Linked DNA regions of Homo sapiens: regions 2, 3, 4, 5 and 6 are each linked to region 1. The links are chromatin loops, found by intact Hi-C in ENCODE. Cell type or tissue: endothelial cell of umbilical vein. All regions are shown on one strand. Region 1 overlaps COPS8-DT (COPS8 divergent transcript). Region 2 overlaps DRC11 (dynein regulatory complex subunit 11). Region 3 overlaps AGAP1 (ArfGAP with GTPase domain, ankyrin repeat and PH domain 1). Region 4 overlaps GBX2-AS1 (GBX2 and ASB18 antisense RNA 1). Region 5 has its middle 45 kb from the start of ASB18. Region 6 overlaps DRC11 (dynein regulatory complex subunit 11).

Evidence for each region. Hi-C counts contacts between places; a loop is a spot of excess contacts. Peaks named below come from ENCODE experiments on the same cell type or tissue, not always from the same donor. Only the 100,000 strongest peaks of a DNase experiment are listed, where the experiment ranks them.
Region 2: a loop joins it to region 1, with 8 times the contacts of the local background. A loop is called at or near these places in 104 of 110 quality-filtered maps.
Region 3: it touches region 1 in a loop (15-fold over the local background); 43 of 110 quality-filtered maps call a loop at or near these places.
Region 4: it touches region 1 in a loop (8-fold over the local background); 7 of 110 quality-filtered maps call a loop at or near these places.
Region 5: a loop joins it to region 1, with 17 times the contacts of the local background. A loop is called at or near these places in 2 of 110 quality-filtered maps.
Region 6: it touches region 1 in a loop (9-fold over the local background); 104 of 110 quality-filtered maps call a loop at or near these places.

Annotation. Positions count from the first base shown.
Region 1 is chr2:237,070,254-237,074,253 of GRCh38, forward strand. The region is part of intron 1 of COPS8-DT (COPS8 divergent transcript); the gene reads right to left. Among named protein-coding and RNA genes, the nearest start is that of COPS8-DT, 14 kb to the right of the region's middle. In endothelial cell of umbilical vein, a CTCF peak has its summit at 2,279 (motif pointing left); DNase peaks (open chromatin) are centred at 2,278 and 3,428; H3K27ac peaks cover 1,279 bases.
Region 2 is chr2:236,351,709-236,355,708 of GRCh38, forward strand. All of the region lies in intron 15 of DRC11 (dynein regulatory complex subunit 11), which reads right to left. LOC105373945 (a long non-coding RNA gene) reads left to right here. Exons shown (of 5, transcript XR_007088138.1): 3 at 2,793-3,557; 4 at 3,659-3,764. Among named protein-coding and RNA genes, the nearest start is that of IQCA1-AS1, 37 kb to the right of the region's middle. RefSeq lists enhancers at 1-473, 474-973. In endothelial cell of umbilical vein, a CTCF peak has its summit at 1,516 (motif pointing right); a DNase peak (open chromatin) is centred at 1,593.
Region 3 is chr2:235,777,495-235,781,494 of GRCh38, forward strand. All of the region lies in intron 6 of AGAP1 (ArfGAP with GTPase domain, ankyrin repeat and PH domain 1), which reads left to right. All of the region lies in intron 2 of LOC105373942 (a long non-coding RNA gene), which reads right to left. Among named protein-coding and RNA genes, the nearest start is that of TNRC17, 260 kb to the left of the region's middle. In endothelial cell of umbilical vein, a CTCF peak has its summit at 2,104 (motif pointing right); a DNase peak (open chromatin) is centred at 2,127.
Region 4 is chr2:236,176,312-236,180,311 of GRCh38, forward strand. The region is part of intron 1 of GBX2-AS1 (GBX2 and ASB18 antisense RNA 1); the gene reads left to right. Among named protein-coding and RNA genes, the nearest start is that of GBX2, 9.9 kb to the left of the region's middle. RefSeq lists silencers at 1,275-1,569, 1,775-2,069 and enhancers at 3,011-3,528, 3,529-4,000. In endothelial cell of umbilical vein, CTCF peaks have their summits at 325, 1,434 and 1,934 (motif pointing left); DNase peaks (open chromatin) are centred at 1,560, 1,940, 2,960 and 3,940; H3K4me3 peaks cover 2,269 bases; H3K27ac peaks cover 2,523 bases.
Region 5 is chr2:236,307,614-236,311,613 of GRCh38, forward strand. It overlaps a transcript of DRC11 not described here. Among named protein-coding and RNA genes, the nearest start is that of ASB18, 45 kb to the left of the region's middle. In endothelial cell of umbilical vein, a CTCF peak has its summit at 2,128 (motif pointing right); no DNase peak of the experiment used is centred here.
Region 6 is chr2:236,341,962-236,345,961 of GRCh38, forward strand. It overlaps DRC11 (dynein regulatory complex subunit 11), which reads right to left. Exons shown (of 19, transcript NM_024726.5): 16 at 2,596-2,682. The region is part of intron 1 of LOC105373945 (a long non-coding RNA gene); the gene reads left to right. Among named protein-coding and RNA genes, the nearest start is that of IQCA1-AS1, 47 kb to the right of the region's middle. RefSeq lists enhancers at 1-488, 489-1,403. In endothelial cell of umbilical vein, a CTCF peak has its summit at 1,782 (motif pointing right); a DNase peak (open chromatin) is centred at 1,820.

The DNA of each region.
Region 1 (4,000 bases):
TGCACTCCAGCCTGGGCGACAGATCCAGACTCCATCTCAAAAAAAAAAAAAAAAAAAAAAAAGATGGACAAAACAGACTCTTTGTAGCAATAAGATAACCTGACTCTAATGTACCATCACATGACAGATAGCAGGCACTGAAAGAAATCAAAGCATTTTACCCCAAAATATATTCCTTTGACATATTTTTAATAGCCCTGGAAAGCTGTCTCATGTGGGGAAAACCTACACTCTATACAGAATCATCTCCCCTTTTCAGATCTTTTTCTGATCCAGGAGAGAATTAACTAAGAGTTTGCACCTTTTAAGGCCTAATAAGAGACATATACCATCTATTCTCCACAATAAGAACCTTGATCTCCACAGCTCCTTATCTTAACCTGGATACTGCTTTCTATTGATTCCAGGTCTTTAGATAATATAATAACCAATTGCCAATCAGAAAATCTTTTCATCTATCTATGACCTATAAGCACACCCCCACCGTGCTTTGAGTTGTCCCACCTTTCCAGACCAAACAAATGCATATCTTACCTGTATTGATCGATATCTTATGTTTTTCTAAAATGTATAAAACCCAACCACTTTGGGCCCATGTTCTCAGGACCTCCTGGGGCTGTGTCACAGGTCATGATTCCTCACATTTGGCTCAGAATGAATCGCTTCAAATATTTTACACAGTTTGACTCTTTTTCATCAGCAACATTTTGTGTACCCTTCCCCCAGAATATCGCAGAAATCCTGCTGGGGAAGGGTACAATGAATCCTACCAACAACCATATAAGTGATCTTGGAATGGGATCCTTCCCCAGTTGAGCCTTGAGATGAGACCACAGCCCCAGACAACACCTTAATCACAGCCTCATGAGTGACCCTGATAGAGAGAACACAACTAAGCTACACAAGGATTCCTGAGCCACAAAAAGCATGAGATAACCCATGTCTGTTGTATTAATCTGCTAAGTTTTGGGATTGATATGTAATCTTAATTGATAAAGAAATAGACTAGTAAATTCTAGAAAACCCCAAGAGAACTAAAGGAATTCCTCAAGGCAATATGGTTCACTCTAGTGTGAGGGCTGAGTGTATTTGCCGCTGTATCCCAGCACTTAGTGAAGTGTCTGGCACTCAGTAGGTGCTTAATAAGAAAATGGCTCCTGGAAAGAGAAGAACAGACCTGGGTGGGAATGAGTAGAACTTGGAATGGGGAAGTAGGCAGAGTGGATCCCAGTGTGGAGTCCATTTGAAATTGAAAGGGTTATCAGGAAGAACATGGATTCACAGTGTGGCCTCAGATATTCTGCTGTGACTGGGTATAAAGCCATTTCCAGGCTGTCTCTGGCACTGATCCCCAGGAGTTTGGACATAACTGGGGTGAACACTCATTGGTGCTGTGGGGCCTCCTCAATCTGTGCAGTGCTGCTGAGAACATGGGCTTTGGAGTCAGAGAGCCCTGAGTTTAAATCCCTGAGACTTGTGTGACCTTGGGTTAGTTATCTGACTTCTCTGAACCTCGGTTCTTCATTTGGTGTCATGAGTATTGCAGATGAATCAAATGAGGTAGCTTAATAAATGGTCATTCAAATCCAGCCGAATCCAGTTTAAAAAGCATCCTCAACTCTTATCAGACAGGTACCTCCCAGGACATGCAACAGCCTCAAGCTGGTTCCTGTCGGCCCCTCCTATGGCCATGGAAGTTTTCTATAGAGGCCAGGGACTCAGTACCCCTGGGGCTCACACACCCCTTTGAGAAGGCCATGAACGCTGTGTAAAGTTATGATGAACAAAAAGTCTATTTCCCCGGGAACCTGCAGTAGAAGCGCCTGGCGTTTCTGTAGGGACCGGACTGTGCTCCCTGCAGAACGCCCTTCCTAGCGCAAAGACCTAGCGGTGCCCAGAGGAAAGCCTTCCTGATACCTTCCCCTCCTACTCTCCCGGGAACTTCATCCAGTTTTTCCACGGATGCTTCGGGCTGATCACGACCTTTCTCCCAGCCTCACGGACAAGGACGAGGTCCACTCGGATTGGACAACCTGATTCAGGATGGAGCCAAGAAGGGGATGCAGCGCGAGGAAGCCTGTCAAGACTTAGACAAACATACAGCACCTGGAAAGGGACTCCCCGAAAGCACACTTAAAGGGACTGCCACTTAAAAAGTAATTTTTGGGGAAAGAAAAAATAAAGAGAGGAGGAAAAGTTAGGCCCAACCCAAGGCCTGTCCGCTTTCCCTCAGCCAGTGGGAAATTAAGGATCCTGCATGGTGCCACAGCGCCCCCTGGTGGGAAAGACTGAGATTGCACTGAAGATCTCCAGACATCCATGTCTGGCTTTACCCTCTCACCTCTACTTGGGAGGGAAGAACATTGGAAATTATTTCCCAAGACTGCATTCCCTCAAGTTAAGTATAATGCTTGATTTCCACTATCAAAGGTAAAAAAGACATGTCTTAAAACCCTGTGTGAATAAGGTCGTGGGACATCCCAACCTAGCATTCCTATAATTAACAAAAATCACCATTTATTTGCCCACGTCCTGAGCCAAGAATAATCTAACGCAATGCTTAAGACAGCCTTACCATGCAGCCTGTCTGTTAACCATAGTTTTACAGGTGCAGGCATAGACTCGGAGAGGGGCTATGGCCTTGCTCAAGGTCACGCGGTCAGTGCCAGGATTCTCAAGCCTGGGCTCTCAAACGCATCGCTATTAACTGCCTAGGAAAAACATGACCGTCTCTGCTTGGTTCCCTCAAAATACATGATTAATTCTTTTTGATTCCCAACATTGTTATGTTTCTTTTCTCACTGAATATTGACTTTCCATTAAGCAACTCCAAAGCCTAGTTTTTCTAAGAAAGTATAAGTCATCCCTTTGAGAAAGCTTACTGATCACATACTGTTTTCAAGGTGGCTGGGCTAGGCACTGTGGGAAAAGTCCACTGGCGGGAGGCTCCCAATAACCTAAGGTGACTTTGGTGACTCTGACATAAGGCTACGCTGAGATGCTCCAAGCTTTGAAATCAATGTGTGTCGCTAGTATAAGAACTGGATTAGGCTTGGGGGGTCACTGTGATACAGACGGGCTTGGGTGCAAAGTGTACTTGGAGTTGGAGAGCTCTGAGTAAGCAGAAGGCAGGAGAGGGGAGGGACGGGCAATGCTCAGGATTAGGGCCCCTGATCAAGCACACGGGACGTGGCAACCACAAGAAATCTGGGGCAAATAATTTGGTAGCAGCCTTCATTTTAGCACAGAAATGCCGACAAGTTTCTTCTTGCACGCCCACTCTGATCTTTTGGTAGAAGCAGGCTGAAGTTATTTGTTGGGAGGACTCTGAAGCCATGCCCAGGCTCCACGGGAAAGTCAGCTGTGATTGACTAGAAGAGAGCTGCCTGCACACAAGAAAACTATGCAAAAAGGCTGGGCGTGGAGGAAATGACCTAACACAACAGGAGAAAATCCGAGAGAACGAGATAAGAGTACTAGAGCCTGAACCCAGTGGGAATGGATAGGGTTCTGAGTGATTCTGTGGGCATGGAAGAATGTGGAAGATAGAAGTAATCAGCATAAACAAGTAGGAAGTATTGCAGGACAGAAAACAGATGTCTCAGGCAGACAGATGATACTGGGGAGGGCAACTATAAAGAGAGAAGGGGACTCCTTGGAGGTCAACATGGCTGTCCTGTCCCTGGCTCTCCTGGCCCGGCCCCTGAACTGAGATCCAGGAGAGCAAGTTATGAGGGGAGAGCAGCATCTGGACATGCTTTTGTCCTCTTTGTCAGAATTGCCATGGGAGCTGAAAGCATCTGCCCAGCTGATATGCTTTGGATCTGTCCCGCCAAATCTCATGTCTGATTGTAATCCCCAGTGTTGGAAGTGGGGCCTGGTGGGAGGTGGTTGGATCACAGGGGTGGATTTCTCATGAATGGTTTAGCACCATTGCCTTGGTGGTGTTCTCGCGATAGTGAGTGAGTTCTCCTGAGATCTGGGTGTTTAAAAGTGTGTG
Region 2 (4,000 bases), 720 kb before region 1:
AGGCAGGGAGGTGCTGCGGGGCTGCTGTGGGGAGAAGATGAGAGCCCGCAGCGGGGGATAGGCAGGGCAGGATGGGGAGGGCAGGACTGGCCAGCCTCAATGACAGTGGGTTGTGGGTTGCAGGAGGGGTCTCGATGCTAGATGCCCAGTGGATGGTAATGAGGGGGTCAGTGCCAGCTGCCATGAGCCCCTGGGCAGCAGGGCAGGCAGGGAGGGCTGCTGGGGCCAGAGAAGAGGAGAGAGGCAAGGGCAGAAAGGGCCTCCGAGGCCACAGCAATGGCAGTGGACGCCTCAAGAATGGATGGAAGGAATTCTCGAGTAAAGGGGGACAGTAGATGAGGCCGGGAGAGGGTGACAGAGAGCCCGGGGCCACACAGGGAAGACGATGATAGAGGAGGAGGTCCGGGCTGCCAAGGGGCAGCAGCCGTGGATAGAAGGGATGGGTCTGGAGCGATAGCTAGCCTCGAAGCCAGGGGGCCAATGAGCAGGAGGGGGGCGGCCAGCGGTGGCCTGTGCTGGCCAGAGAGTTTGGTAATGAGGAGGTCACTGGTGGCCTTGGCGGGGAGTGGAGGGAACAGAGCCAGGTGACAGGGAGAGCTCCTTCACAAAGACGGGCAGACAGTAAGCCTGGGGAGGACGTGGCGCATGGGGTAGTCAGTGCCCAGGAAATGTCTGGGGATAGCGTGGGCTAGGGACAGAAGGCAGGAGGATGGGCTGGGAGGAGAAGGGCTCATCTTCCTTGCACCACAGACACTGGGGGATAGGGTGGCTGCTGCTGCAGGAAGTGTGCAGGCCAGACAAGAAATGTTGGCAGGCGCATCTGCTGGGAATAAAATCTGCCCTTAGAGTTTGTGGAAAAGCAGTGTTCTTTAGTAAAAATCTCAGAATATACTGAATGGCATAAACAACACCTCTTCTCCCTCCACCTAGAATCAACCGTTGAACACTTCCTGTCCTTACAGATCCTTTACGAAAATGGGATCTTGTTCAACACATACTGCTTTACGGGCTGCCTTGTTCATGTCATATGAAAGTTATTTCTCCGTTATCATTTTAACAGGAAGCACCAGCATTACGGTTCTAATTAATCCCCTGGTTTTGAATGTATAGATGGTTTCCATCTTTTACTACCCCAAATAGTACTTATTTAGGGCACCTGGCTGAGAATTTCCTTAGAATGACTGCCAGGAGAGGCTTCCAGGTGGAGGGGCCTGGACATTCTGTGCGTGTCGTTTTTATGCGTACTGTCACACTGCCCCCCCAGGGGTTCCATCTGTTTACACTCTCCCCAGGAATAAATGAGGGCTCTGGCTCTCTACACTCTTCTCCTCGACAAGTATTAATAGTAAAAAACTCTCTGCCAATTTGCTAATGAAAAATGGTATCCTTTGCTTTTCTAATTTTCATTTAGCTATGAAAAGGCTTCATTTAAATTACCCACAGATAGTTTGAGGTCACGGACAATTACATTAATTAATTCGTAATTGAACTTTCCAGAGTTCTGTCGGGTAGTTCACGTCACCTGCCAGTAGAGGGCTCTTCGCTACTATCAAATATCACTAGAGGGTTTTTGTTGTGTGTCAATTATGAAATAAAGACAAATTTCCACCGTGTGCCTTTTCAAATTCTAGGAAGTTCTAGCAAACAACTAAAGACGTCTCTATCCACATGCATTTTATGGGCTTGATCTTTTGTATTTTCCAAAGAAACACTGTCAAACATTCACCATCAGAATTAGATTCTCAGGGGATAATGGCTCAATTAAAACCTGTTTGTGTTTCGGCATGCATGGGTTATGAAGATGCTCTGCCCAGATGACCCCTGGACGTTTTGGAGGTTCTCTCTGAAAGGATCCTATTTTGCTTGCCAAGGAGAACTGCAGGAAAAAAAACAGCTACTATTTTTTTCAGCTGATGTGTCTCGGCTGAAACTCATTCATTCATTCATTCATCCCACACATATTTACGGAGCATCTGAGAGCTCTGTGGTGGGAAGCAGGGGTGTCTGGGAGTTGGGAGACACGGTCCCTGCCTGTGGAGGGTGCAGCTGCCTGTGTCTGAATGGGTGTCGCTGAGTGAGGTGCTGCGGGGTTAGGGGTTAGGGAGGGTGCAGGGGCGTAAGGCTTATTTGCAGGGGGAGGGGGCTCACTTTCCCATACTGTGGTCACTTGGATTCTGTTTAAATACTTCATATGACATTTTGGCCTGCATTTCCACTATTTAAAAATTACATTTTAAGTTTCTATTTCCTTGTAATACCTTTTATGTACTTGCGGAGGTTACTTCAAGTCCTCACTGCAATTAGCTGGATATAAACCATAGATGATCATCAAAAGAAGGGCAGAGGTATACTAGAATGAGAAGCCTGGCTGGGCTGGTAAACTGAGGCAAAGCAAAGAACTAGAGAGGAGCTGGGATGCAGGGGCTCACAGGAAAGACTGGGCACAGTAACTAGGAGGGGACATGCGTGTATGTCTGTGGTCAATGTGTGTGTGTGTCAATGTATGTGTGTGCATGTGCGTATGTTAGTATGAGGTATGTTAGTGTGCACATGTGTGCGTGTGTGTGTATGAGTTTATGTTAGTGTGTACATGTGTGCATGTGTGTGCATGTGTGTGAGTGTATTAGTGTGCATGTGTGTGTGTGGGGGGCAGGTTGGTGCTAGTAACAGGAACATGTTGATGCAATTAGTGCTTATCCAGACTGTGTTCAATGGGAAGGTGTTGGATGGTGGGGGGCGTCAGGCTTACAAACCACCTGAACTTAACTCTTGAAGCCCCGTCTCCTCCCCAGCCCACTGCCCACCACACTATGGCCAATGAATTCTCGCCAGGTGGAATGGACTCTAGCCAGCTTGGAGAAGCCTGTGTGCAAAGCCATTCTCAACTTCCCAAGGTACCTCCATCGCCCCCACCCCGAGTGTTTCTGGGTTGCCTAAACATTTTGAATGCTCGTGGCATCAAACCCTGGTCCCGCCTTGTCCCCACTGCCTGATACACAACACCTGCGGATGCCACTCTGTGTTTTTGGTGATTGACAGCCTGCAGAGTGTGTTTCCACACCTGACTGACACACAGTGCCCGGGGCCTCCACAGCCTGATGCCCTCCCTGTGTGGGGTGCTCCCTGTCGTCACTGGACAGGTGGAGTGGGACATGTATCCCGGGTCCTGGAGAAGCCTGGCTCTCTTGTTGCCTTCCTCCTGGGAGTCCCCTTCCCACGGCAGCCTCTGACACAGCTGGACCCGGCTACATGGCCCACCCTGGTCTAGGGGCCTTTCTTTTGTGTTCTTTTTTCTCCTTCTTTCTTTGCAGGTGCATGTGTCTGAATTCCGAGAAGTTTCCTATGTGTCGGGGTCTAGGCTCCCTCCCCACCCTGGGCCCCTCCCGGGTGTCTGGTTTGACGTGGCCTCCCAGGACTGACACCGATGTTCCAGGCAGGGGAAACAATGGCAGAGGCCTCGTTGGCCGTACAGACGCCGGCATCCCCACCCACAGTGGGTTTTGATGGACTCTGGGCGCTAGTGAGGTGTCTGTCTGTGTTCCTCACTGTAGCACATGGTCAGTGTGGCCCACTGTGGGGCGGGGAGAGTGGGGAGGCCCTGCCTATGTGGGAGCAGGCTATGTGGGCGCTCTCTGCACTTTCTCCTCCCTTTTGCCAGGAACCGAAAACTGCTCTGAAAAATAGTCTATGTAAAAAAGAAAAGGTTCTGCAGCCTATGTGCATGTCGCTCCTCAGCCTGCAGCTGCGTCCGCACGCAGTGGAAGGTGAGCCTGGCCTCTTCATGGACGACCCACTCAAGACTCAGGGCACTGGCCTCCCACCGTGTCCATACCCGAGGCTGCACTGGAGCCGCTAAATCCTGTGTCCCTCTCCCCATGTCCTTACTCCTCTCTTTCCTCTCCCCCTCCTTTTTGATTAGCCCTGTTTTAGGGGCCAGATGTAGGCCTTGGGTTATCCTTACTGATATTCACCTTGTAAAATGAGACTAACATATGTATTA
Region 3 (4,000 bases), 1.3 Mb before region 1:
CGTCTGCCTCTGGGAGCAGAAACCGTTGTTTCACCAGCAAATTACGCTGGCTGTACTCGCCATGTCCTGTTGCCATAGAGGACGAGTCACAGCTGTCTCACCTGCACCCCTCCAATCGCCTTCTCAGAATCCGACGCTGGTCCTAAGTGCCTTCAGCTGTCACCTGAGCACGTTCAAGCCTCCTGCCCAGCACCTTCCTAGAGCACCGCCATTGGCATAAGGACTAGGTAGGCAGATGTCCTGATAAAGGTGCACGCTCAAGTGTTTGAGACGTTAACGAATGATGGCTGTGATGTAATTGACTCAGTTGACACATACAGAGATAGAACAAATATGGCAAAGGACTTGTATTTATTGGATATTAGTGGGTTTATGGGGTTTATCTGTTGTATGTTACATTTTCTGTACCTTTGAAATGTTTGTAGTGGTTGGAAGGAGGGGACTTCCTTGGCCCCTCCTGGCTCTGCCCTGAGCCCGCTGCCCTCACCCTCTGCCTCAGACCTGGGCGATCTCATATCTGTGTGTTTCACCGAGGCACTCACATTTCTGGCCACTGAGACCCTTTCTCTGAGCTTGAGACTTAAATATCAGCTGTGTCCTTGACATCACACCTGGGCCCCAGCTGGGTGGCCCCTCTGTCCCTGGCTCAGGTTAGACCCCTGGGCCACTCTGACTCCCCTCCCTTCCTCCCTGTGGCTGCTTGAGCACCAGGTTGTATTGGTTCATGTACCTTGTACGACCCTTGCCATCAGAGCCCTGGCCCCAGCCACCATCGCCCCGCCTGGGTTTCCTTCTGCACTTTCCACTTTGGGTATCCACCCATTTCCCCCAGTTCTTTGACCAGTGCAGCCAGCAGGGAATTTTATTTCACGTCTAATCAGACAGCATCTCTTTAGTGTCTTTCTCAGACCACCACTGTGCTGTGGGTCCTGAGAGCCAGAAGGTTCTTCGAGGTTCTTAAGAGTCCCTGTCCTCATGCTTCCTGCTCCGTGCTCTTCCTCCTGCCCCAGGCCCCTCACTCACTCGCTCCTTATCTGTGAGCATAGAGCTCCAGCTTCTGGCTTCCCAGGGAGTGTTTCTTCCCCCTCTCCTCCCTAGTTCAGTTCTGAGGTCGGAATTCCCGGCTACCATGTGGCTCCCCTGACTGGAGACGCAGTGCCAGGGTCCTCATCTGGGAAACTGGTGATGATAGAGGTCCTGCCAGTGCTTGGAGCAGGGCCCCACACAAGGTAGGACTCAGCATGGCCTGGAGATGACGGTGGCCTCTGATGGCTGTGTTCTTGGTCTAGACTGTAAACCCCATGGGATCAGGAACAACCACATCTAGACCCTCATATTAGGGATGCCAGCCCGGGCACCACATCTTTGTCACCTGCATCTCTGTGGCCTCTCCAGCCCCGTGGCAGTCCTCACTGCAGGAGGCTGGCACCCTCTCTGTGCCTCACATGGATCAACTGACTTCCCTCACCAACCCCAAGAAGCATATCCTGTGTGTATGTTTTACAGATAAGGAAACTGAGCCACAAAAGGGCCAGGTAACTTGGTAAAGATCATGCAGGTCATAAATTGCCTCACTGAGCTGGGAACCCAGGCAGTCAGCTTCGGCGCTCCCCACCCCTGTTAGGCAACCTATGAACATTTACCAAGAACACAGACTCATCTGCAAGGAAGCCTCAGTAACTTGATGAGGAGCAGCTAGAAGACTCGAGGGAGAAAAATCCTTGTAGACACATCAGTGGATTCAGGTGACTTGTGTTATTTTTAAAATACAGCCTCGCCAAGATACAATTCACACAGTCTCCAACCTAACGATTTAGCTCTGCTTTTAAGACTGTGTTGGGTTTGACTTTTTTTGAGGGGCCTCGGCCACTCTTGGGTTGTTTGTAATCTAAAAATAATTGGGGATGAATATTGGTTACATTTCATCCCGTAGGACCTTAGTCTGTCTGGTCACCACTTACCCCTCCAGGCTCTTCGAATGCCATATTTGGCTATGTGAGAATTTGTCAGAGCTCAGCTCAGCACTCAGAACCCGCTGGCTCTCCGGGTTCTGCCCTTCAGCTCTGCGAGTCCAGAGCCCAAGCTGCTCCTTGGAAAAGCGGAGGCCACTAGATGGCAGTACCGCCCTGGCTAGAGGTGCCCTTGGGGCTGAGGCTCAGACATCCCTGCCCCTGGTTTCCTTCAGGTGAGATCATCAGTAACCTACAGGCTTTGCAGACTGAAGGTGAAAACCAGTTAATGTGCTACATCCATTTTAATTTGAAAGATACAATGAATTAAATTAGGCATAAAGTGAATGTGATAGGAAACTGGAAGCTCATGGCTGAAGCCTGGACCGCTGTCAGAACTGTGCAGCCTAAAGCCGGGACCCCTGGTAGCTGCTTTGTAAAGGGCAGCAGCAGCAAAATCCTCACCACTCGTGCTTGGAATGTACGCTGCAAAGTTTGTACTTAACAGCAAATGGCATAAATAGCCTCTATTCCATTAAAGAATTGGACTGCACAATCTCCTTAGAGAAAATTTGATGAAGCGGTTCATGCAAGACCTGGAGTGATGGTATCACCACGTTAGCCTAAAAGAGTGTTTGAAATAGGAGGTGACATTCCTGGGGGGGGCTGCCCCTCCCACCTCCACCCCTACCTCCTGTTTTCACCATTTCTTGATACAGTGGTGCCTAATTTTATTTCAAGAAGAAGATAGTTTGTTGCTTTTTTTCTTTTTTTACAGCTTTAAAAAATAAGTTGAGGAATTTAGGTTTAAGAAAATTAATAGCTACAGGTAACTGCAAAAGATATCATTGGCAGATGCAGCAAAATATATATATATGTATTTCCACAGAAAATTGGATTCTGCCCATAAAACTTAGTAATACTAATAAAGACAGGTCATTACCAGTTTTAAGCCAAGTAAGCAAACTCAAAGAGATCTTCTGTCAGTGTGATTCTTGGTGGTTTTTTATTTTTTTGGAGAAGTGTAAATCAGCTTTAGTGCAGCAAGCACACCACAGATTTGCTGAAATCATTCCTGCCCCTTCTGACGGTGGGTAGAGTTGCTCGGCCAAGTAATTTACAGTGCTGTGGCAAGGTATGTTTATATTTAAGCTGTGCAACGGTGTAGCTAATGAGAAAGATAAGAAATTTATAGTCCTTGGTGATTGATAGGATTACTGCCTAGGCATTAATTGAAATCTGAGGGATCACAGCTGTGGGTTTAAGTTGGGGGAAAAATTACTTCAAGTAAAGGAAAACTTTTAGATTTGCTTCTGAACATTTTGAAGATAGTTCTCCCGCTGACAGTCTGGTTGGTGGTAGAAACAGTTGATCCTGGCCGAGGCTGGGGTAATTATACTGAGATAATGATGGTATCTGCTGTGTAGCCTCTTCAAGGTAGGTGGTTTATAAGTGTGGGAAAAAAAATTAAATACTGTGGGGTTTTTAAATGGCTTTAAAATTTTACATGTATAAGAATAAAATTCTCTGCAGCCACTCTTTGCTAAATATTCTCTGGACAATTATTTAAGACATTTTAAAAAAAGAAACCCAAACTAATAATGACAGAGGCAAACCTGTGATATTAGTCATTGCCTTAAAATTTCCACTGATTATATTTAATCTGGGTATGTCTAAAGTAATCTTACAGACCTTTCCCTACCTGTCATTTTTTAAATGTACCATTCTTGTTGAAGCTCAGTCTTGTGAAAATGTCTAAATTTTCCCATTAAGTGCTTAAAAAGTAATAAAACTAAAGTCATTAGACTTCACTCATCAGAGCTATATTGGGAGAAATATTCTTTGGTGCAATAAATCTGTCCAGGGGTTCGACATTCATATCCCTTGGATTCATTCCCTGGAAATGGACGTTTGAAGGTAAATTGCTTAAGTAGGGCAGTTTAAATTTTTAATACAATCTTATTGTAACTGTTATCACATGATTAAAGTGCAAAGGGGCCTTAGATGTTTTGTAAGATTTATAATAAATGCTCTATGATGCCTTTTCTGTG
Region 4 (4,000 bases), 890 kb before region 1:
CTTTTTAAAGTTTAACTTTATTCTAACCAAAAAAGCTTCACGTTCATTTAATTCCCCATATTCTAAGTTATTTGGAAATTTATACTTTAAAATGAAGTGAACTTTATAATGTAGTTTTACATTATATTTTTAGCTGTCTAACAAGGTTATTTCCTATCTGTAAACATAACTCAAATAAGTACTATAGATTTTATAGTTAATGAGGGAATGGCAGGAAACAGTTTTATTTAAGCCTTCACAATTTTTGAAGTATTAACCTGAAGAGCCTCGTGGGTGTGCAGGGCGCTCAAGCACCCGGAGCGCCCCCTATGCACTGCGTAAGTAATGGCATCCGCAGTGGAGGCTGGCTGGGCTCTGATCCAGGGTAGGACAGGACTGTCCATCCCCAGGGGTCAGAAGGGCTGAGAGGTATGTCCTATAGTTGGACAGGAAAAAGATCTCCAGTTTCTTTTCATTTTAAACATCCAGGCCACCAGAGAAGCCTTTGTCATAAACGATGGGGAAAAAATATCAGACCTCCGTGATTGCTGAAGGTGTAAGAAATACCGTCAGATTTTGGAGGTGATCTTAGAAAATCTGCCTCGGCTTCCTTATAGAATCCATGTAAGGTTCTCCCGGCTCTGCCTCACCCTGAGCAGGTCCCGGAAGGGGATAGATAGGAAGCCGTCGGACGTCTGGGCCTGAGGGTCCTGGGCTGCAGCTGAGGCCACTCCCCATCTGCGGTTCTATTTGCCTAGTGGGCAGGAATCCCCGCTCTCCTCCACCAGCGGCCTGACTGTGTCTCAAAAAGGGGATAATTAATATAGCACGAGTTGATATGGGCACTGGGCACTGAACTCGATCGTGTAGCACACGTGGGCCGGGCGCCTGGCCCAGAGAGGATGCTCAGGAGGGCAGCTGCAGGAGCGAGCACGCTGCAGGGCGCTTGGGGAGCGCGGGCCAGCCAGGGGCGAAAGCCTGTGCTCTCGGAGTGAGAGTAGCCGTGGGAGGGCAGCCTCTGGGCTCCAGATTCTGGGGCATTATTTATTTATTTATTATTAATTGATTAATTAATTTTTGAGACAGAGTCTCACTCTGACACCCAGGCTGGAATGCAGTGGCGCAATCTCGGCCCACTGCAACCTCTGTCTCCTAGGTCCAAGCGATTCTCCTGCCTCAGCCTCCCAAGTAGCTGGAATTACAGGCACGTGCCACCACGCCCGGTTCATTTTTGTATTTTTAGTAGAGACAGGGTTTCGCCATGTTGGCCAGGCTGGTCTCGAACTCCTGACCTCAAGTGATCCACCTGTCTCGGCCTCCCAAAGTGCTGGGATTACAGGCGTGAGGCACCGCGCCCGGCCTCTGGAACATCTAAAAACAGACCAGAGGCCACCCAATGGAACAGGATGCAGTGTGACATTTCACAACATACGACGCCTCTCCTGGGAAGGGAGAGCTCGCGAGCGCCTCTACTGGGTGGGCGCAGCGCCATCCCCATTGCACGAACCGAGACGGAGGTGCGGAGGCCGTGTCTGGCCCTGGAGAGTCCTCCCTCTGTCGTCTGCTCTCAGCACCAAGTCTGGCATCGCCAGGGCGCCAGGCACGGCCTTCCCAGGGAGAAGCCTTTTCTGTCATTTTTGATTATTTTACTTTAAATATGTGTGCAAAACCTTAGCTACATTCTCGTGGGCCAGGGATAGGCAACGCGTGCACCTAGACCTCTTGCTTGCCCCCACACTCCGTCTCCCCAGGGCCACCCCCTCAACCCCCCCATGCCATCAGAGTTTTGAACACCGCTGGAGATGGCGGGGGGGAGGGGGGCGAATTTGGAGGCGGGACCCGAACTGCCGGCCAAGGACCAAGGGCTGGCCTCGCCCTTCGCTCCCACTGGGCACCGTTCTCGCCGCGGGACCTTGCCTTGAGCGCGCCCCCTGCGGGCCGCGGTGGGGATTGGCCCCTTGGAAAGAGGGAAATAGGCTGCGCGCGCCGGGGCGGGAGAGGCGCTGCCTCCAGTCCTCCCGGGTGGGGGTCTCCCCTCCGAGATCCCCGAGGGAACCCGTCCCGTGCACTACCGGATTTCCGGTCTCTGACCAGCTGGGGCTTCATTTCTACGCGTGCTTTTACTGCTCTCCTCCTCCTCCGGCGGTTTTTTTTTTTTTTTTTTTTTTTTGAAAGGAGCAAACATCCCCAGCTTTAATGCGGCCCAATTATCTCGTTTGCACGACTTAAAATGTTTCTCTTTAACTCATTTCAATCTAGTAAATATGCTTCAGCAAGTAGCTAATTTCTCAGGGATGGCTTCGCCTCGCCATTTGCATATAAAGCGCGTCGGGGCCCGGCCCCTTCTCCGAGTGCGCGAGTCCCTTCTTCCGGTGCGCGGGTGGCAGGCAGCCAGGCCTCCTAGTCCAGGGAGGTCGCCTAGGTTTGGCCTAGGGAAGGCGGAGTCTGGGGTCCGCGACAGTGCCTGGGGACCAGGGTGGCAGGGAGGGCAGGGAAACTTGGGCCGGGGAGGGACCAGGACCTTCTGAGCCCCCCAACTCCCCCGCCTCCCCGGCCTCCGCCGTCCCTTATTCCGAGGAGGGGCGCCCGTGGGGTAACACGTTGGCGCGAGGGTCGGGGGCGCATTTATCCTTAAGTGCGTTTATTAAATCGCGTCTGGAGATGGATGGACGTGGATACAGGAGAGGAAATCTCAGGGCTCAGTCGAGCAATCTCCTGGCTTTAAATTCCGAATAAAAGTCTCAAATATTCCCGGGTCATGGGGGCACTGTCTCATTAAAACCACTCTCGTCCTGAAACTGCAATGCAGACATTAAAGTGCAGTATTTTTCAATTAGAGCTGACGAATTCAATCAAAATTCCATAGATTAGGATGAAATGAGGCATGGGTCATTTACAGGGGAATTTAATTGCCGAGCCATTAGACAAATAGTATATTTGCCATTCCCGCGTTATCCATCATTTTCGACATCAATACCGGGGCCGCATCTCCCCGTCCCGCGGCCGCCCGGCGTCGGCTGTAAACACTCCCTTCCCTGTATCTTCTGATTATATCTGATTTCATTTAGGGCCATGGGGGATTATAAATGTTCACGCAATCAAGTTCATTAGGACTTCAAATCGCATTTCTGATTGGGATCGCTCTGCCGCCGTCCTCCCAGCGCCTTTCAAACCCCAGCGCTTGGCTTTCAAAACATCTTTTTGAATTTAAAGCCTCACATCCTTTTGTCTTCCGACGCCCCCTCCCGCCCCACCCCTCCCGGCGGCTGCAAGCTCTTCGGGCCTCCTTCCCGGGGCAACAGCCCTGAACCCCTCTTGCTGCCAGCGGGTCTGGGGAGGGTGGGGCTGGGCTCCGCAGGCTGTCGGAACCCCCTCCCACGCCGCGCAGCCGCGGGGCGCTCGTGTCCCTGAAGCCTGAGCTGGGCGTGGAGGACAGGCCCCGCGTGTTCGCGGATCGCGAGTGGGGGCCAGCCCCGCACCTCCCGTCCCGGCCGGGCGCTGCGGGTAGGGGGAGCGGAGCGGAGGGGGCGCCTCCCACCTTTGAATCTCCTGGCTGAGGGCCTCTGGGCAGCGATTACACCCACCCTTGGGGACTGGTGCTGGGGACCCCTTCCTGGGCTGGTCCCTTTCACTCCAAAGCCCCAGGTGAAGGCGGTAGCCGGTGGAGCAACGCGCTCTTCCTATCAGCAAACCCAAGAAACAAAGGGGGAGGCTCTTCTGGGGAGAGCGCGACAAGAAAGGCTCAAGACATCCCTTCCAGCACAGCTGAAAAATAATAGCTTAATATTAACTGCTTCTCATAAAAATATACTTTCACAGAGACACAGTTACAAGAAGCAAACCCTCATTTTATCCCGTACTTTGTGCTCATGGCTGTTAGCTGCCTCAGTAATTTAATTGGAATGGAACGTGAGAAATGTGTCATTTTTGAAGAATTTATGCATCACTTCCTAGAAATCTCATTGTGTTAACTAGGAGCCTACTGCGTTCTGTTTAGAACCCATAATCACATTTTTATGTG
Region 5 (4,000 bases), 760 kb before region 1:
GGGTGATGGCGGGGGTGTCCTCTAGGATCATCTAAGGCAGGGGGTGTGAGGATGCCAGACTCTTGCAGCAACATTCTATGGAGCTGCCTTTCAGAAATGTTCATCCCACCGGTGTTGAGGGTGTGGAATTAAAATCTGATGGAAGCATTTTCTCTACTCTCAATGTATTTGGAATTCATTTCAGCTTTTCCCTGACAATAGCTTCCCTGCTGCTTTCTTCTTCCCTTTTGTGTCTGGGTGTGGCTGGGAGGTCCTGGGGCCTTTTAAATGCACAGTGACACAGGTGTCCTCATATGCTTGCGGGGGCACAAGCATCGTGGTGTGCTTGCAGTGACACAAGCGTCCTCGTGTGCTTGCAGTGACACAAGCGTCCTCGTGTGCTTGCAGTGACGCAGGCGTCCTCGTGTGCTTGCAGTGACGCAGGCGTCCTCGTGTGCTTGCAGTGACGCAGGCGTCCTCATGCGCTTGCAATGATACAGACATCGTGCTGTGCTTGCTTTGCCAACTGAAAAGTGACCTGGGAGAGGGTGGAACCAGTCAGTGTCTGGGTTCCTCTGAAGGCATTTGCAGACACTGACAATTCAGAAAATGTCTCCAACCAGGCCTTGCTTCTCTCAGTGTGGAACACACCTGCCTTTGGGCAGTTCCTCTGATGGCAGGAATGATTGACAGGCATCCTCTGCTGGGGGTGTCCATCATCCAGGAGACCCCCCTTGGAGGGCTGGCAGGAGGCCGTGTCCCCTGGTCTGTGATTTTTATTCTTCACATCACCTTCTGTGTGTGTGAGCCTCCATGCAGCTGTGCCACTTTCGGGAACATACCCAGTAGACACAGATGCAGCAATGCACAGAGATCTCTGTGTGGGGATACTCGTGGTACAGTTGTGAGTGGCCCAGATGGGCAGCTGTGGCAGCTCACGCTAGCGCTGCTGTGTGATAGTGAGCCCTCTGTGGCCAGTGTGGGGGCTCTGCCTTCCATCCAGAAGGAATGTGCAGCATTTGTCCTTCTGTGCTTGGCTAATTCCACTTAACATGGTATCCTCTAGGCTCATCCATGTTGTTGAAAAGGAATTCATTGAGTTTTATGGTGGAATAGTATTCCATCTGTGTATATACCACATTCTTTTAATCCATCCCTCCATAGATGGACGCTAGGGTTGATACCATATCTTGACTATTGTGAATAGTGCTGCAGTGAACACAGGAGGGCAGGTATTGGACCACCACACTGTGCCCCATAAATATGCACAATTATTATCCAACAGTTAAAATAAAACTTAAAGCAATGAAACAACAACAAGAAAAAAGGAACACGTGCTTCTGCTGCAGGGGAGCTGTGAGTGGGAGCCTCCAGCTGTTGGGAGCTCTGGGGTCCACCTTTAAGCCAAAGTCTTTCTCTTCCTTTCCGGGCAGCACCTGGCAGGTGATGAGAAGCCAAGAGAAAAGGTTAATGGCTGATGACCAGGTGAGACCCACAAGAGAGGCATCAGAATACACGTGTTACCTGCGCTGTGCGTTTCCTATAGGACATAAGCAGCCGCACAGTGGCCGAGAACTCCCTCGCGGCGGCTCCCTGCTCCAGGCACTCCCCGAGGTTGTGCTGTGCCCTGGCCCTGTCAGTCCACACTTCAGAACCACACCGTGCATCACAAGGTCGATAGCTACTGGAGCCTTGCACAAAATCGGCCCAGTGAAAATGTTCATTAAATGAGTGTTTCTTTCAGTCCTAATTACCCTTCCTTCCCTTTCTACCAAGTCTAGCCCATCCCGAGAGGTTCCAGGGTCCCAAGGAAGAGACATCCCGTTTACTCACAGAGACATCCTGTTTACTCACAGGTGGTCATTGCCTGTGAGCATTTGCAGAGTGGGTGGGAAGGCAGGGGCAGGAGGAGGTGTGGAGGCCCCCCAGGCAGGCTCAAAACGGACATTCTTTAAATATTTGTCCAACATTTACTTACTGGAAATGGCGAATAGCTTATTTCCTGTTAGCAAATAAATATACTCATCCACAAAATGACACGTCTCCATCTTTATATTTAGAATAAGAGATTTCTGACACGCATGGGTCATCCTAGAGCATGTTCTTAACCTGGAATTGATGGAGAGCAGTGCTTGCAAGTCTCCACTTGAGGGCACTGTGACCCCAGTGTTGTGTTGGTGTCCCTTTCAACTGGACCCCGGGCAGGTGCCCGACGGTCCACCTCCTCATCCAGCTCTCACCGTGCTCCTGGAGGACGGAGGGATGTTTCCAGCCTCACCAAGGAGGGAGGCCTTGAGCTGAGTGACTGGCATCTCTGCTTGGGCACCCTTGGCCACCGGAGGAGCAATCTTGGTGAGAAGAGCTGGTGCCAATCCCTCCTGGGGTGGCAAGCTCTCTGGTGCTGCCTGTGCACCCGTGCCTGCCCGCAGTTTGATCAGTGATGGGTGTGGGAGAGGCTGGGTCCACCTTCCTCACAAAGAAAAGGGTGTAGGGCAGCCTGGCCACCAGCAAGGTCACTGCTAAGCCTAGGAGGACAGGCCCATGAAGCAGCAGTGGGGATCCTTTGCTGTCTGGTTGCCACCTTTGCCTTGGTTGACCTGGGAAAGATCTACACTCCTCCCTTTCCTGGGCCCAGGAGAAAAGGCAGGAGCTGGCTTCACCAAGGCCCAAGGTATCCCAAATCCAGATGCTAAGCATTTGGAGGATGGCACAGAAACATCTGCAGAAGAAACTCAGCCCTGGCAGTCCAGAAGTTCCTCCCCAACTGGACACGGCACTACTGTGCCCCAGGGACATACAGGGAGCCTTGATGGTTCCAGTTTCATCAACTCATTATTATCAGCATTATTTAATCCTGGTAGTGCCATAATCCTTTCCCCTGTGTATGTGTGAGTATGTATCATGCAAGATTCAAAGTCACTTGATGTCATGAGGAAAATAAAGACTCTCTGCATAGAGCAGAAATAATTTGCACGACCAACTTGGGGTTGAGTGTTCTCAAATGAACTCCAGTGGTCCCTGGGCTTTCAGAGGGCCAGACAGGCACCACTGTCGAAGGGCTGCGTAACAAAAGGCCCTGGCTGGGTGCATTATAATTTGCTCCAACCAGTTCCAAAGTACTCAGATTTCCAGTGATGTGAAGAGAAATACTAATGTCACAGGACGTGGGCATTGTGCCTCATATAAATACACACACAAAAGCTAGGCGAGGGTATTTTGGATGTCTTGTTGGGGAGGATGTAATTAAGCTTCCCTTAGAGAATGCTTTGAAGTCTGTGGCTCACTGTTTTATATAAAAGTAACCTCCCCATTCACCGATCTGTCAGTTGTAGAATTCTAGCCAATTGGGAAAGTTGCTGAGGGAGAATCAATTAGTTTCCACTTGGAGTAAAATCTATCTTTCAAGAGGGAGCTATCATGCCTGCTCTGGCTGTTTGAGTCAAGCGCCAACCAATCTCACCTCTGGGGACGACACACTGTGCTCAGGGAGCCTTGGGGGTCCCTTGGCCAAGTGCAGGTCTCTGCACAGCCCCCAGGTGTGTGCCGTGGGGAGGCATCGGTTTCTAGCTGGTATCAGCTTCCGCCAAGGCCTCACTGCCTCTCAATGAGATCTCCCCACCCTTCTGAGCCCCATATACACTCGAGCCTGGCCAGCAGGGCAAGCGCCACACCTGGGTGGGTTGTGTTGGAGGTAGCAGGTGGTGGTGCTCACTCCACAGGGTTGGAGGCAGCAGGCAGAGCTCAAGCTCCCTGTGAGCTCAGGAATCTGCTGGCAGTCTTGTGTCTACCAGTTTCTCCCGATCCCAGGGAAGAGGCTCAAAGTGGGGCCTTGCTCCTGTGTCTTATCAAGAGTGAGCCTTGTCCTTCACCTTCCCTATCTCATTCTGGTCACATTTCTCCAGACGTGGCCAGAACTGACCTTGCTCTGCATCCAGTATTCCTGTTTTCTTAGGATCCTGGAGGTCTGCTGGTTACTGTGGTAGCAGAGGGTGGTCCCAGTGAAGCAGTTATCGGGATACTA
Region 6 (4,000 bases), 730 kb before region 1:
GTCCTCCTTTTCCTGTCCGCAACAGTGTCCCTGCGCCCGGGAAGTTTGGCTTCCATGCTCGGGTGGCGTCACTGATCTTCGCCATGCCCCAATCCCCGGGTGAGCTTCCTGCCTCTTATTGCGGGAGGGGCCTCACCCAAAGGCAGAGGGGCCGGAGGGTGCATTCAGTCACTGGATTTTCAAGGGGATTTCCCGGAGTCCCTCAACCCCAGGGCAAGGTCGGCCCTGCTGCCTGTATGGCACCCGTAGCTGGTGGAGTGCCAGCCTCCTGGATGTTCTTCTCTGTGCCTCTGTGCCCTTGGGATCAGGGCAGCCTTTGGGACAGAGGCCGGGGCAGGTGGGAGGAAGGACTAGGCTCCCTAGGTGGCTGAGTGATGCAATGAGGAGCAGGTTACGATGCCTCCTGGGCTCCTCTCACCTGTGGATGCCTCTGCTGCCCTTGGCTTTTGGTCACCTTCAGAATGTGGACGTCCAATGCTCATGGCCACCTGGGGCCCTGGTGGCAGAGGATCTTGGGTGAGACACAGAGTCTCAGAGGCTGGGAAGGACAGCAGGACTGGCCCAGTCATGGCTCTGGAGACGCAGGAAGGCAGCAGGAACTCTGCAGCCCTGCTCCCTGAGGGGCAGGCCCCGCAATGCCATCACTGCACGGTGCAGGCCGAGTGGAGCTGGAGTTCCGTGTAGAGCTGGGCATGCACACGCAATGGTTTCCTCCCCCGCTCCTCTCCTGCTGCAGCATTGGAGCTGGGGGTGGAAATACTGGGGGTGGGAGGTGGAGGATGGCATTCATGCCTCTTGCAGCTCTGAGTCTGGGGTGGCTCAGGTCCCCTCGCCGGCCTTGCAGATGCTCAGGAAGCCAGGGTGCCCTTTGGCTTGCAGTCCCCTAGGACTTATCCCAGGGTGTGACTCCTGGTCCTCAGTGCAGTTGACCTCCCCAACACACGACGGACTCCTCTAATGGGAAGTGAACAGAGAAAACGTCCAGTTCATCCACAGCAAAGACCATGCCTCCAGTGGCCTTCATTTCCTACAGGGACAAAGCTAGGCATGGGCAGGGTTTGCGGGAATCGGGGATGGTGCTGAGAGGTTCGCTCTGTGTCAGGAGCACAAGGGCTGATTCAAGGCAGGGTTCCGCAGGCTCGGCTGCTTCTTCACGGCTTTCAGCTCCCTCCTCAGCGCGCCTCCTTCCCCTCACATCCACTCCCTTTATGCGAGGGTGTCTACAGGGTATATTTCATTCCCTGCCTCCAGCTTTCTCTCAGAGGCCCCCTCTCAGCGCTCCTTCCCCAGTGCTCCTCTGGCTCTCTCAGGAGGAACATTCCCGTTCCCCTTGCTCTCCCAGACTCAGATGTGCAGTGAGCAGGCAGCCGCAAGCACTGATGGCAAGCCCAGGGCACTGTGGGAGAATGCAGGGGGCTGCATGAACTCAGAGGCCGTGCGGGCTGAAATGCTTTCATTTAATAGTAAAGGAAGCGGAGGCTCAGAGAGGTTAAGTTACTTGTTTAAGGACACACAGCCAGCTGTGTGAATGCTGTTCACTGCTGGCCTGAGTTCCAGGCCAGTGTCTTCCACTCCCCAGGCTTATGTCTGGTGGGAGAGGGAGTAGCCCCTGCCCATGAATGAGCCAGGTTTCTGATAACTCCAGGTGTGTGACACGTGAGACGAAACACTGCCCTGCATTTCTCTTAGACGTGGGACCTGGTGGAGAACCCGGTCATTCCTGCCATCCATTTTGCATACCTACTTGTGGACCTTTTCAAGTTTTTCTGCAATGCAGCAACTTCGCCAGCAGAGGGAGTGAACTACAAGAGTCCCAGATTAAATAATAAATGAGTTCTCTGAAGACTTTCTGAAATGACAGGGCAATCAAGGCTCATTTGGGGAAGAAAAGATTGAGCTTCCACTCTTTATCCAAATCATCTCTACCTGCGAAAAGTGATGTATAATACATAAGGATCAAAAGTGATTAAAATCCTTATGAATTTAATCAGAAATTCACAGTTAACCACTATTTGCTTTGGTGCAAATTGATGTGGAATAACAATCTCGTGTATCTGCACATTTTTTTTAACTTGTGGGAAATTTGCTGGTGATTTGTGGGGGGAAGTGGTGGAGGAGGGGGACCATTGAAAGGAGAGAAAAGAAGGAAGGAAGCAATTGAAAAAGGACTCCCTGGAGGCCCGAATGTGGTGCACTTAGCAGTTCTGCTGAGGGTCTTTGTTCATCAATTGTGGGCCTTTTGCTATTTATTATGATGAACAATAGGAAATCCTAATAATAACTCCTATGTGTGCCATTTGCTTTAACTGAGCAGAGTTCTCTAAATTGTTTCTTACCTCTGAATCGTATGTTTGGGTGGAAAATCCCTCTCCCCTTTCTTCCACACTTTCTTTCCTTCTAAACTATGTCTCATAAAGTCAGACCACAGAACCCTTTCAAATACAGTTAGGGCAGACAGAGACCACTACAGAGAGCCCCAGTGTTTCCTTCCTCGCTTGAAAAGGCAAGACCTTCTCAAAAAGTAGAGGTAGGCCTTGGTAAGGGCCTCCTTTGGAGGAAAGAAAAGGCAAAAGTAAGGCATGAGAAAGTCCTCACCATCTTTTCTGCGTTGGGAACTTTTTTGTAGAAGGTTTTTTCTGTGTCTTCAATCCACACCACGGAGGGCTGGAGCTGTCGAGCCACCTGCAGAGGAAAAGGCAGGGCCCTGGTTGTAAATGCACTTCCCTCTCAGGTGTGCAGAGCCCTGGTTGTAAATGCGCTTCCTTCTGGGGTGTGCAGAGCCCTGGTTGTAACTGTGCTTCCCTCTGGGGTGTGCAGAGCCCTGGCTGTGAACGTGCTTCCCTCTGGGGTGTGCAGAGCCCTGGTTGTAAATGCGCTTCCCTCTCAGGTGTGCAGAGCCCTGGTTATAAACGTGCTTCCCTCTGGGGTGTGCAGAGCCCTGGTTGTAAACGTGCTTCTCTCTGGGGTGTGCAGAGCCCTGGTTGTAAATGTGCTTCCCTCTGGGGTGTGCAGAGCCCTGGTTGTAAATGCGCTTCCCTCTGGGGTGTGCAGAGCCCTGGTTGTAAATGTGCTTCCCTCTGGGGTGTGCAGAGCCCTGGCTGTGAACGTGCTTCCCTCTGGGGTGTGCAGAGCCCTGGTTGTAAACGTGCTTCCCTCTGGGGTGTGCAGAGCCCTGGTTGTAAATGCGCTTCCCTCTGGGGTGTGCAGAGCCCTGGCTGTAAACGCGCTTCCCTCTCAGGTGTGCACCTGCTCTCCCCGTGCGGCTCATCAGCTCTGCTGCACAGGCACAGAAATGTGTTCTGCAGCTACAACCTGCCCCACCACGTCCCTTCCTTCACAGCAGGACAAGTCCCCACCCCCCCCAACCGCTCCTCTGTCAGTCCTGTTCTGACAGGCAGGACAAGCTTGAGGACAAACATTCTGCTCTAGGACCTCAACATCCTCTCAGTTTGGCTTGAAAGAAACCCACAGTTTTCTGCTGAAAATGAATGGAGAACTGGGCCACGAGTTTTAATTACCGCCTCTGGCCGTTCCCGGGTTTATTCAAGTTTGCTTACCATGAGAAAAACCGTTTCAGCACTCGGGCCCCCACGAGGCTATTTGTTCATCTCTGTTTGGCTGTGCCTTTGTGGCCTAGGCTCCCCCTGAAAGGTGGCTCCGAGCCCCTCTGGACAAGCAGGGCCTCGCGACAGAGCTGGGATGGGACTTACCCTGGGCCCATGAATAATTGCTGTACACCTAACAATCTCTTCAAAGCACCCCTGTGATAGCGAAGTTCAGGTATTTTTGCAACAATTTGTGCTTTGTGCGAAATTGTGACAGATAAAAGCCATGGTGAATACAGCGTTATGTACTCCTATTTTTATATTTCTTAAAACATCATTAAGGCAGCAGGCATGATTTTAAACCAAGACAGTCATTCAGTGAGTGATGGAAAAATCGCTAGGGACACTCTACTGTGTCTGCCTCCCTGTCATTATGTACGAAGTGGCAAGTCAGG